2 separate regions of the Homo sapiens genome follow, and region 2 is linked to region 1. The links are chromatin contacts, found by Hi-C or POLR2A ChIA-PET in ENCODE. All regions are on one chromosome and are shown on one strand. Each heading gives the region's core, a stretch centred on a gene start or an enhancer-like site at or near the end of the contact. The rest is flanking DNA. Distances are from core to core; before and after follow the strand shown. Region 1 holds the start of SYNAGE (synapse stability regulating cerebellar lncRNA). Region 2 holds the start of SIAH1 (siah E3 ubiquitin protein ligase 1).

Region 1 (5,462 bases), core at 1,947-4,446:
TTTGAGCAGTGTTTTAAGAAGAGCAACACTTGCCAAATTAAAACTACCTTCCCCATCCAAAACAAAACAACAACAACAACAAAACTTTACCCCTTTCCAAACTGAAAAAAAAAAGGTTGGGGGTGTGTAATATATCAGATTTCAGTAGGCAGAAGGATTCAGAGGGGGCTAGGGAGAAAGATTTCAGATTATGTAGTGAAATACAAAGTTTCTTTAAATAAATTGCAGGGAACATGAAGTTGGGGGATAAGAAACAATGACAAGGCAGTCTCTTTCTTGATTACTGCAACTGGAATGGGGGAGGCGAGTTTATTTTTGGAAATGGGAGTGCGCAGAGCTAAGCGAAATTTATTTCTCCTAATAAGGAAATGGACAAAGTTGTCCCACAGCTGGCGCGCACCTTTTTACCCAGATACAGTTAGAGAACATGTAGGAAGTTTCAAGTCGTGCTGCTTTCTCGCCCTCTTAATTTCAGCCTCTTTCTCACTCCCCTTCCTGCCTTCGCCCTCTCCCTGCCTCCCTTCCGGCTACGAGCCAGTCAGAGAGGAAACACCAGGAATCCGGAGAAGGTCGAGTACTTCCAGCCCCCCATCAAGTTTCCCCGCTCCAGCTTGAGGTATGCTCGGTCGCCTTTCTCCATTTGGATTAGGACTCCGTTGCTGGCGGCCTCCCGGGTCACGTCCTGGTCACCAGCGAAGGCTGAAATCACCGGCCACCCGTTTAGCATGAGGCTCACCTGAGAAAGAGAAAGGCCCGCTTCAGAGGCGCAACCTAGGCAGGCACCGAAGCCGCGGTGGAGCGAACCTCCTCCTTGCTTGGCTAACAGCCTGTAAGGCCTGGAAGCACGGAGAGGTGGGGGGTGGGGGGGGCGAATGGAGGAAAAGGGGCTTTGCAGCTTACTGCTGAGGCTCCAGTGGGGCGAAAGACCACACATCTGGGTGACAGGAAGGGCCTGTCCCCAAAACGGGAGTTGCTCTTATTCCAGTTTCTCAAATGAGCGCGCCAAGCGAATCTCGACTGTGCTCTGTGATCCAATTTAATAAACCCATGAGGTGGCTCTAGCGCCCTGAGACCTTTGACCTCTCTCCCGTTTCCCCTCAGCCTCAAAAAACAAACAACAAACAAAAAAAACCCAGCAACTCAGGCTCCTTCTGGCGCTACCGGAAAAACAAAAACGAACAAACAAAAAGCCCCTGATCCCTCCTGGACCCAGCTGCCAGGACACAGTGGAGAAGCCACTGTGATTTGTGATTAGAAGTCTCGCACCGAGCGGCACAATGTATTTCCTCCCCAAACCACGGGCTCAATTCCCTCCCCCATCCAGCCGCGCCCGCCACCGCCTGGTTTTGCCCCTGTGGTGGCACCGTCAGCCAAGGGCCTCGCGCCCTCTCCCCAGCTGTGCGTCCCACCTCTCTCGGCGCCCAAGGGAAACCTGGACATCTTTGGGGACCCGGAGAGCCGGCGAGTGATTGCTGGGACACGGCTGGAGCCGGGAGAGAGTAGCACTACGCCCCCTCCCTCCCTCCTCTCTCTACCCCTCACCCTCCGGGGCTAAATGCTGCTAGCTCAAAAACCCACAGTCCGCACGGGGTGGGGATTGGGGACAAGTGGGAGAAAACGGGGGCCCCGTCCGTGGTGCTGAAGACAAGCACGCAAGCCGCATCGCAGGCTTCTGAGCCGGGGCAAGGGGTAGGGTGTACTGTCGCGGTGCTTCCTGGGGAGTCCGGGAAGGCTTCCCAAGCGGCAGCTGTCTGGGGCGCTAACAACAGCCGTTACAAGGAAGTCCCTGAAATCCAGGGAACCCTTCGGAGAGGCCCGGAAGGCAGAAGCAGAAAATTCTGTCTCTCGGGGGATGGGGCTGGATCCCAAGAGCCAGAGACAGGGAAAGCAGAGGACAGTTGAAGCCACAGAACTGAGAGGCCCCGCTATCTGTCCCTCCAAGCAGCCCGAAGTACATGCAGCCGCCACTTCTGCCTACCACCTCCGGACAGCCCGAGCACCCCTGAGGCCAGTAACCCCCCTACGGGGCCAGGGCCCGGCACGAGGCGTCGGCTGACCTGTATGGTTTGTCTGTTGTAGACTTTTACCACGTGGAAGTTAAAACTGTAGATCCCTTTGCGCGGGGCGATGAAAGTGCTGCGTTCTGAATCAAAGTTGTTCCCAATGTTCACTAGTACCTATAACGAGACGGGAACGAAGGGGAGTGGGCAGGAATCGGTCCCGGACTGTCGTCCCCGCGCCTCCGCAGAGCCCTTGGAGAGGACCGGGCATCGGTCTTCCATCCATCCCTCCTTCACCAGCCCAATCTGCACGCCGCGGGAGGAAGGAACACTCACCTGGTCGAAGTAGATGATCATGGTGCGATTACTCATCTCGGACGGCTCGTGGTTGGTGCTCCTGATGGCAGAGAAAGCCACCTTGGCGCTGCCAGAGCGCACAGAGATGCCCAGGGCAGTGCCCGTGGGGTCGGACGTGGGGTTGGAGTCGCACACCACCAGGCACTTGCCCTCCAGCACGATGGGCTCCGTCTCATTCTGCCCGCGGGCCGGGCCCGCCAGCCACGCAGCCCCCAGCAGCAGCAGCTCCAGGACGCCCAGCATCGCGCCGCCGGCGCCCACCCCGCCCCCCACCCCCAGGGCTGCTCGCGCCAGCCGCCCCCCCCGTCCCAGTCCCGCTCCGAAGCCCCCTCCTCAGCTCCGTGCGCAGCTCCGCCGCCGCCGCTCTGGACACTACACCTCTTCCTCGCACTCCGGGACTAGCGTCCCCTCCGCGACTAGCGTCCCCTCCGCGCTGTGTTCCCGGAGCCCCTCCCGGGCCTCAGGGGTGCCGCGGCTGCCCAGCCGCACTTGGATGCATAGCCGCTGCTGCTCGGTCCCGCTGCTGCCGCCGCCTCCTGCCCGCACCCGCCGCTGCCGCCGCCGCCGCCGCTCTGAATTATTGATGCAGCCGGCGCTGCAGCCGGAGCGGGCGGAGAGCGCGCGCCGGGCACAAAGGCGCGGACCTCGGCCTGGCCCCGCCCCCGCCGCCTCCCGGCCCGCCTCCCTCCGAGGCCCTGCCCCCGCCCCGGCCGAGGCCACGCCCCCCAGCCAATCCTGACGCGCCGCGCTCCCCACCGAGCCAATGGCGGCGCTGTCCGCGCTCGGCCACCTGACCCCGGGCGCCGTTGTTATTAGGCGCGGCGAGGCGGGTGGCGCGCGGCAGCAGGGTTGGGCTCTCGCCGTGAGTCGACGAAGGGAGCGCGGGCGCGCGCCCGCGTCCGCGCACTGAGAGTCGCCTCGGCCGCTCGCTTTCTCGACTCCCGCCTCGCGCCTCGATCCTGTTCCGCCTCCCTCGGCCCTCCTGCCCGCCCCCACTCGTCGGCCCTCAGGTAGGAGGCGGCGCGCCCCGGGGTCGGGAGTGGAATCGCTGGAGGCTGCGAGTCGCCTGCCCGCCTGTGGGCGCGCCCGTTGGGAGGGGAGCGCCCCCCAGCGGGCGCGGGCGCGAGGGCAGCCGGCGCGCTGGGCGAGCCTGGCTCAGGGTCCCGGCGGCCGGGGTGCAGGGCGCGTGCGCGCGCGGCGGGGCGGGGCCTGCGCGGCTCTGGCGGGCGCACGTGGTGCCCGGGAGCTGCTGGGCGGGCACTCACCGCGGGGACTCGGTGCGGAGCCGGGGCGCCGAGTGTCTCCGTGTCCCTCTGCCCCAGCCGGCGGCCGCGATGGTGGAGCTTGGCCTCTCGCTCTCTCCCGCCTCTCCAGCGACTGCTCTGCCGGCCGCGGAGGTCGGATCGAGCGGTCATTCATTCATTTGTTAATTCGTTCACTTATTCAGGGGAGATCATTGAACCCCTACGGAGTACCGGGTACTGGGCCGGGCGCTGAGGACGCGGGGCTGAGCAAAAGCAGCCGAGGCCCACCTTCGTGCCCCTTAAAACCCAGCGTGCGGGGCGGCAACGAGTACTGCTTTTCTGTTTTGCACTTAAAATTTACATTTTGCATCCGTACTTTTTATTTACTGTGCACCCTTACGGCATGCTTTACGCACCCGTACCTGCACCTCCTAGCCTTGAGTGTAGACACCAGATCCTGAGATGGGCGATTTTTCGAGAATAATTTTTACCCTAAGTGGATTTTCGTGCCACGCATGGACTTGGAACTACACACACGTAGTCCAAAACGTGAAAGTCAAAATGCAGCTTTGCCAAGTGGCAGGGAGAAAGGAGAGCTGAGAAGATGAGGAGAGGAAGGGCGCGCTCCAGGCTTTCCAGCCCGGGTGCGGTAGACGTAGCCCTGAAGGATGAACCCAGGCTGGTAGTAGGGCGGCGGGAGGGCGGGGGGACCTGTCAGTCAAGTCCAAAGCAGAAACGCGGCGCCGGATCCCAGTCAGAGGCCGGCTGGAACGCTTCCCACAGGCTCCTGGCGCTCCGGTCCCCACCAGGCGACCTTGATCCTGGCGTGCTCAGCGGAGCCAGCGCAGCGTCGGGAGCTGGAGAGACGCGGGGCGCCGGCTGAGCGCTCCTGCCCTCTGCCTCTGGGCTAGCCTCTGGCCCGGCCTCCCGGCCTCCCCCAGGGTACGCTCTCCCCCAAGAGCGAACACCAGCTTTGGGATCGCCAGCAGCCACGTCTCTGCTTCTAGATCTCTTTTTTTTTTCTTTGAGACTTAGTTGATAGCTGTTTAAGGAATTATGTGGAGGAAATCTCACCTCCGACCCCCGCCCCCGTTGAGCACGGCCGGCCAGGGTCGCTGGGTGGGCCAGGAGGAAAGAAAGGGGCGGGGAAGAAGCAGCAATTTTACTTTAAATTAAAATGACACAAAAATATTTTTTCAACTCAGATCTTTCTGAGACATCCCCAGAAAGCGTTGCAAGCTGTGATTACACCTAATGTGAGAGCATGAACTAATTTAAGAGGTGAGAGCTGCATAATGAGGCTGCCTCCCGTGTAGCAGCCAAGACTGGCAGCTCTGGCGGCGCGCTGGAGGGGACCGGGAGGGGCACCCTTGTAGAACCAGTCCCTGGCGCCCTGGGATCTTCTCAGTGCCCTGGCGCTGTGTTGTCGGTCACTCCACAGATATTACAGGGTGCCTCCTGAATGCCGGGTTGCAATCAAGAGCAAGAGATGGGGCGAGTGAAAGAGCCTGTTTTCAGGAGCTCAGCATCAGGATGACGATTACCTAGAGGGAGGTGGTGGCCAGCCTCCCCCTCTTCTCTTCATGCTGAGGCTCTGGTGGGCAGTGCCCAAGCCTGAACTGCCATCTGTATGCCAGTGGTTACCCAACTTGTATTTTCAGTCTTAGCCTCTCTCTGGTCCAGACTTGTCATTCTAAGGGCCCTTTTTCACTGACTCACATTGTCTCCTCCCTCCCTGCCTTCCAAACTCAGCCTTTTCCTTTTTCCCTTTCCCACTGACAACAGCTGCACGACCCCCCCGCCCCCCCACGAGGTGAAAATTCCCAAGAACCCCATGTCTAACCTAACTCCCTCTCTATGT
Region 2 (5,462 bases), core at 1,915-4,414, 900 kb before region 1:
TGATGGCACATGCTCCTAGTCCCAGCCACTTATGAGGCTAAGGTGGGGGGAACCTTTGAGCCCAGTTGGAGGCCACAATAAGCTATGACATCACCACTGCACTCCAGCCTGGGCAACATAGCAAGACTATCTCAAAAAAAAATAAAAATAAAAATAAAGATCTGAATGTCATTAGAATACGCACAGTAGTAGGTGAGTAAACAAATACCTACTGAGCACTAGGTACTGAGGATATATATTAAAAACACAATTCTTGCCCTTATGCAGCAGATATTCTAGTAACTATAGCCATGGGAACTAAATCATTTAAAGTGCATTAGACATCCTGCTATTTTGAAGAATACTATTAAGGATACTTATTGTAAAAAGGAAAATTTCCTTTTTTGGCGGGGGGATGGAAGGTTCTGGGGATTTCATACAGATTTTGTTGAAAGAGAGGGCTGTACAAAAAATATCTAGATTTTAACATTTCACAAAGCGAATATGGAAATTCCACAAAATTCTGTTAATAAATCTCTTTAAACAAAGAACCTCCAATCTTTAAAAATTTTGTAAATCAACTGCTTAAAAATACAATTTAAGCAGTCACCTAAAACTCTGTAAATTACTAAACTTTGTTACCCTAGTTATGTAAGATCTGTTTTCAAAACACCATACTCACTGAAAATCCTATTTGTTATTTTATGTCATTACTGACATAGCTAGATAATTCCTTCATAACTCCAATTTAACCTAATCATGCTTTTTAATTACAGATATTAAGAAAGAATATTTCTCTACAGCAATTTCGTAAGAACTTCCCGAAGCTTAGAGGGAATAGATTAATATTTAACAGATGTAAAATGCATTAACATTGTTTCTGAATTTGTACTTTGTGGAATACTTATCCTGAAAAGTTATCAGTTTCACATCTATTATACGTATTTCAGTTTAAAATATTAAATGTTAGTAAATTATGTTGGAAAGATGCCAATAACGAAAAAAAAACTGTTTGGCATAAACTTTGGGGAACAAATTCTGGATATAATCGCAACTAACCATCCAAGATTACAGAAATCTGTATCTTTATTTAAATTTTCAGAATGAAACACTACACAACCAATTTGTGTAATCTACTTTGAGTCTCAAGATCTACCAGTCTAAAGTCCTCCTAACAACTAATTAAAATCCTCTCCACCATAATTTGAGCCAACAACTCCCAGATAAAATTACCAGACCATTACATTTGCCACCACACTACATTCTGCTCTTCAGTAACTTCTAAAAGTGATGGTAACACCATAGATACACACTCAAGTATTCACTGTCCCACTTTTCTAAGTTGGTTAACTCAAGTCCTTGAAAGTGAACTGATCAATAAATCTAAACTAGCTAAGAGAAGACCTCATTTTAATCAATTTGATTTTTTTTAATCACAAAGATATAGCCATTCAAATCCCCGGCCACAGCAATTTCCAAAATGCCACCATCTCAGAAAGTCTGTTAATTTATCATACAAATCTCCTTGTCCTTTTTAACAACAAAATGCATTGAAAGAAAAAACCCAGCACTAAAGATCTGTGACCTGATTTCACAAATTCTGGTCTATGCACTTTCATCATACCAACACATCATGCCAAGAAAACCTCGTAAGTTTAGCTATTAAACTACAGTCTTAACAGTAAGCATTTGTTGAGAACTTAGTATGGGGCTGCCACTGCTTTCAGTCCACCTATTGTCATCTCATCAATTCTCAACAGGGCTTGAGGTAGATACTGTCGTTACACCCATTTTGCAGATAAGGAAAGCGAAGCACAGAGAAGTATCTGCCCAAGGTCACAAACCAGTGGAGCAGGATTTGACCCAAAGCAGACAGTCGGACTTCACAGCCCGTGCTCTCAACATCCAACTGCTGAAGAGTTAACAATTTACCCTTGACAGCCGCTATAAGCAAAGGTAAATGCTCAACTGCTAGGAAGGGACAGTCAGAACACCGTCCCATATCCAGTATCCATGTCTCTCTGTTTGTTTATGGCCTCTATGACTTTGGCAAAAGAAGTACACACAATCTGATTTTCCGAACACCCAAGCTGGACTTTTCTGAATGTCCGAGCAAACAAATTATGTATCTTTCCAGGAACGGGCAGACAGCGAAAACGAACCTACGCATCGGAGTGGCCCAGGTTATTCACTTTAAGTTATAAATTTGGGAGAGTTAAGAAAGGACCCCAAACTACCCGGCAAATGAACCCTAGGAAATGCCAGGTTTATAATAAGCTAGAGCTTCCCCGGCACGCCGTTCACGCGCTCTCCTCTCTAACGACATAAACAAGGGAGGAGGCTGCATTCTTCCCACTGCACAATGAAGCCTCCGGCCGAAGCGGCAGGAAGAGCGCAGCCCCGTCCCGGACGGCTCCAGCCGGGGGTCGGGGGCAGAGAGCGGAGGCCGAGGCCCGCCGAGCGGCGCGGTGCGGCCCGGGCCTCCGGGCGCCGCGGGGAGGAGGGGGAGGGAGGGCAGGGCCCCGGCAGCTGCCCGCACTCAGCTGACCTCCGCCATGTTGGCCGCACACCCCGGGACCCTCCACAACAAAGGCCGGCACGAGGGCGCGGGGCGCGCCGGGCGCCACCCCCGGCCGGGCCCGCCTCCCGGGCGCGCGGGGGCCGGGCCGCCGCCGAGGCCCTTCCCCCGCCCTCGGCCCGGCCGCGCGGGGCCGACCCCCGCCGCCACCCCGCCGGGCCCGGGGCTCCAGGGGCGGGGGCGAGCCGGCTTGCGAAGGCTGAAGGCAGGGGAGGGGCGGGGGGCGGCGCTCGACCGGGCGGCCCGACTCCGGCCGAGACAAAGGCGCCGCCGCGCCGACTACTGCCCGCGCCCCGGCCGGGCCGCCCTTCCCGCCCTCCGCCATTACCGGGCCTGGGCGCCCGCCTGTCGGAGAGCCCCTCGCCGCCGGCTCCTCCCTCAGGCCGGGCCCCACTTACCTGTGGGCGGAGAGCGCGCCTCGGACCCCGGTCCTGGCACCAACGCGCTCCGTCGCCAACCCCCGCCACCGCGGGCAGCGCCACCGCCTCTTCCCGGCGCCGAGACCGACGGGACACCCTGGGCCGCCGCCGCCTCTCGAGAGCGCGCCCCGCAACGGCCGCCCCGGCTCCCCCCTGGCCGCCGCCGCCGCCGCCGTTTCGCGCGTCCTCGAGCCCGCCGCGCGCCCCCGCTAAATACCACACACTGCGGCGGCGGCCATGAGGAGGCGCGGCCCCGCGCGCTGGGAGCCTGGGGGGGCGGGGCTTTCGCGGGCGCGCAGGCGCACAGGCGTTGGCGCGGCCGGCGGCGGCCTCCGCGGGCGTAGCTGTGCGGGTCTCCAAAGGCGGCAGTAGGTGCGGGGGCTACTCGGCTACCGTTGCTGCGCCCGTGCACCGCGCATTCAACGGATCCTGGCACGTGGCGCTCTGGCCCGCGAGAAGCTAGCGCTTGCCCGTCGGCTCAGGGCAGCTCCTCCCGCGGCGCTTTGTTCCGGGGCCGCGTGACCCCCCCGGCTCCGGCCGGAGGGGTCGCCCAGCGGGATGCGAGCCCCAGGCTGGCCGCCGCCGCGGCCTTGTGCCCTCCCCCTTGTTTTGTCTGCTGATTTAGCCCAGCGCCTCCACGGATCCTTCCCAACTCCACTCAGTCCCAAAGAAAAAGCGGCTGCCCTGCCCGCCGACCGGGACCCCACCCCTAAAGAGAGTCCCAGCCTCTCCCGAGGTTGAGCCGCTCCTCAGCAACAGCGGGACGAGCTTCAAAAGCTTGTTTCAGCTGAAAAGTGGGTAATGGGGAAGCACGCGTTTTCCTGTGTCCATGCTCATCTGGAAAGTCCCTAATTAGGGACTCTGCATTCCACTTCTTGAAATAATAAAAGGAAAACATCACTTGCAATTCTTTGATGGGTGCTATGAGCAGAAGCAAGCATCTGAGACATTTACAAGCCCTAACTGGAATTCCATGTAAGATCTATTAAAATGGTATTCCGTCCGGACGCGGTGGCTCACGCCTGTAATCCCAGCACTTAGGGAGGCCGAGGCCGATGGATTACCTGAGGTCAGGAGTTCGAGAGTAGCCTGGCCAACATGGTGAAACCCTATCTCTACTAAAAATACAAAAATTAGCCGGGCGTGGTGGTGCACGCCTGTAGTCCCAGCTACTCGGAGGCTGAGGCAGGAGAATCGCTTGAACCCGGGAGGCAGAGGTTGCAGTGAGGCAGAGATCAGGCCATTGCACTCCAGCCTGGACAACAGAGCGAGACTCTGTCTCAAAAAAATAAAAATAAAAATAGAAAAATCCCATACCGGGCACGTATGTACAAATTCCCAGTGTATGATAAAGTTTATATGTGCAAAACACTAGTTTACAGTATTCCTAATTACATGATTTAAACTGCAATTTTACTTTCACATTTTTGGGGAGAAGTTATAGCTCCTCAGTACACGGGAAGGTCAATAGAGTTCGGTTCACTTCAGTTTAGAGGTAAATTTTCCATTTTTACAGACTATGTGCTTGGCATAGCCATGTGGCCTTGACCTGGTCGTGAAGGGCAGAGGAGTTCTGTCCTGGGCGAGGAGCAGCTCTGGGGTGAGATGTGTTTCTCGCCCCCAGAACCCCTGGGCCGCTCTGCAAGCAGTGAAATGGATACGGACTAAGAGAGAACTTGCCAACGTGGCGATTAAAGTTCTAAACACCCGGCTTTGCCAAAGTCAGATTTTGTCCTCCTTATCCCGCATCCCTTCCTCTACCCAACAGCATTTGTCCATCTGAAAATAACAGTCTGTCTCTGGCCCACTGCTGACAGTCGAGGACTTACCTTATAAACTAGTGGATTCTCTTAAACTGCAGGGGTGCCCAGGACACAGTGTCCCCTGAGGATGCCGCACACCAGTCTTGAAGTGCTGGATCGTTGACGTCAGGCACCCAGAAGCAACTTCTGCCTCTGGAATTCTCAAACGTGCTTTTCTTGGCTTAGTTTGTGCCTGCTCTCCTCTAGAAGAGTCCAAGTTACTTCTTACTTTCCCCACTTCCCTTTTATACAAAACAAATTTAATCGGGTTAATTCCATCTCTGAGAATTCCTACCTAGATTTGGGCGGGGCTCAATCTGATTTGGTTAATTCTGGGTGGTAGCTATGGGTGGGACATAAACATCACCATTATAAATTTAATTTACTCCCCCTCTCAAAAAAATGTACCTTCCATTTGAAAGAAAATAGCTCCACTGTGGGGGTAACTAAGCACCTTTTCTGAACAGGGAGTTGACTCTGCTTCCTTGACAGTTTATCCATAGAAAAGCATTTTGTAAACTGTAAAGCCTATCCAAATAATCCTCCAATTGATGGGATTTCAGTAACGGTGACAAATATTTTCAGGCCACATCTGGATAGGGAGCCTTCCTGGTCCCCTCAAATCACATCAAATGGTAATTCCATCTATTGCAATGGAACATAACGCTCTGGTCCTGCATCTGG

What was found. Hi-C counts contacts between places; a loop is a spot of excess contacts on that map. ChIA-PET counts read pairs that join two places held with the same protein, here RNA polymerase II (POLR2A). Pooled maps may share reads with other maps.
Region 2: a map of dorsolateral prefrontal cortex shows a loop between it and region 1 (8-fold over the local background). The contact joins the promoter of SIAH1 here to the promoter of SYNAGE in region 1. A Hi-C loop is called at or near these places in 2 of 168 maps with a recorded cell type or tissue (OCI-LY7 and dorsolateral prefrontal cortex), 3 of 37 single-sample maps with no recorded cell type and 8 of 50 pooled maps. POLR2A ChIA-PET finds 5 or more read pairs at or near these places in 1 of 52 experiments (WTC11).

Annotation. Positions count from the first base shown.
Region 1 is chr16:49,278,866-49,284,327 of GRCh38, forward strand. SYNAGE (synapse stability regulating cerebellar lncRNA) reads left to right here and starts at 3,197. Exons shown (of 4, transcript XR_933530.4): 1 at 3,197-3,367. It overlaps CBLN1 (cerebellin 1 precursor), which reads right to left and starts at 2,973. Exons shown (of 3, transcript NM_004352.4): 1 at 2,337-2,973; 2 at 2,058-2,177; 3 at 1-736. The coding sequence starts at 2,600. The coding sequence ends at 539. RefSeq lists an enhancer at 2,077-2,694 and silencers at 3,047-3,156, 3,527-3,626.
Region 2 is chr16:48,382,249-48,387,710 of GRCh38, forward strand. It overlaps SIAH1 (siah E3 ubiquitin protein ligase 1), which reads right to left and starts at 3,165. Exons shown (of 2, transcript NM_003031.4): 1 at 2,956-3,165. RefSeq lists silencers at 2,244-2,513, 2,604-2,673, 2,774-3,593.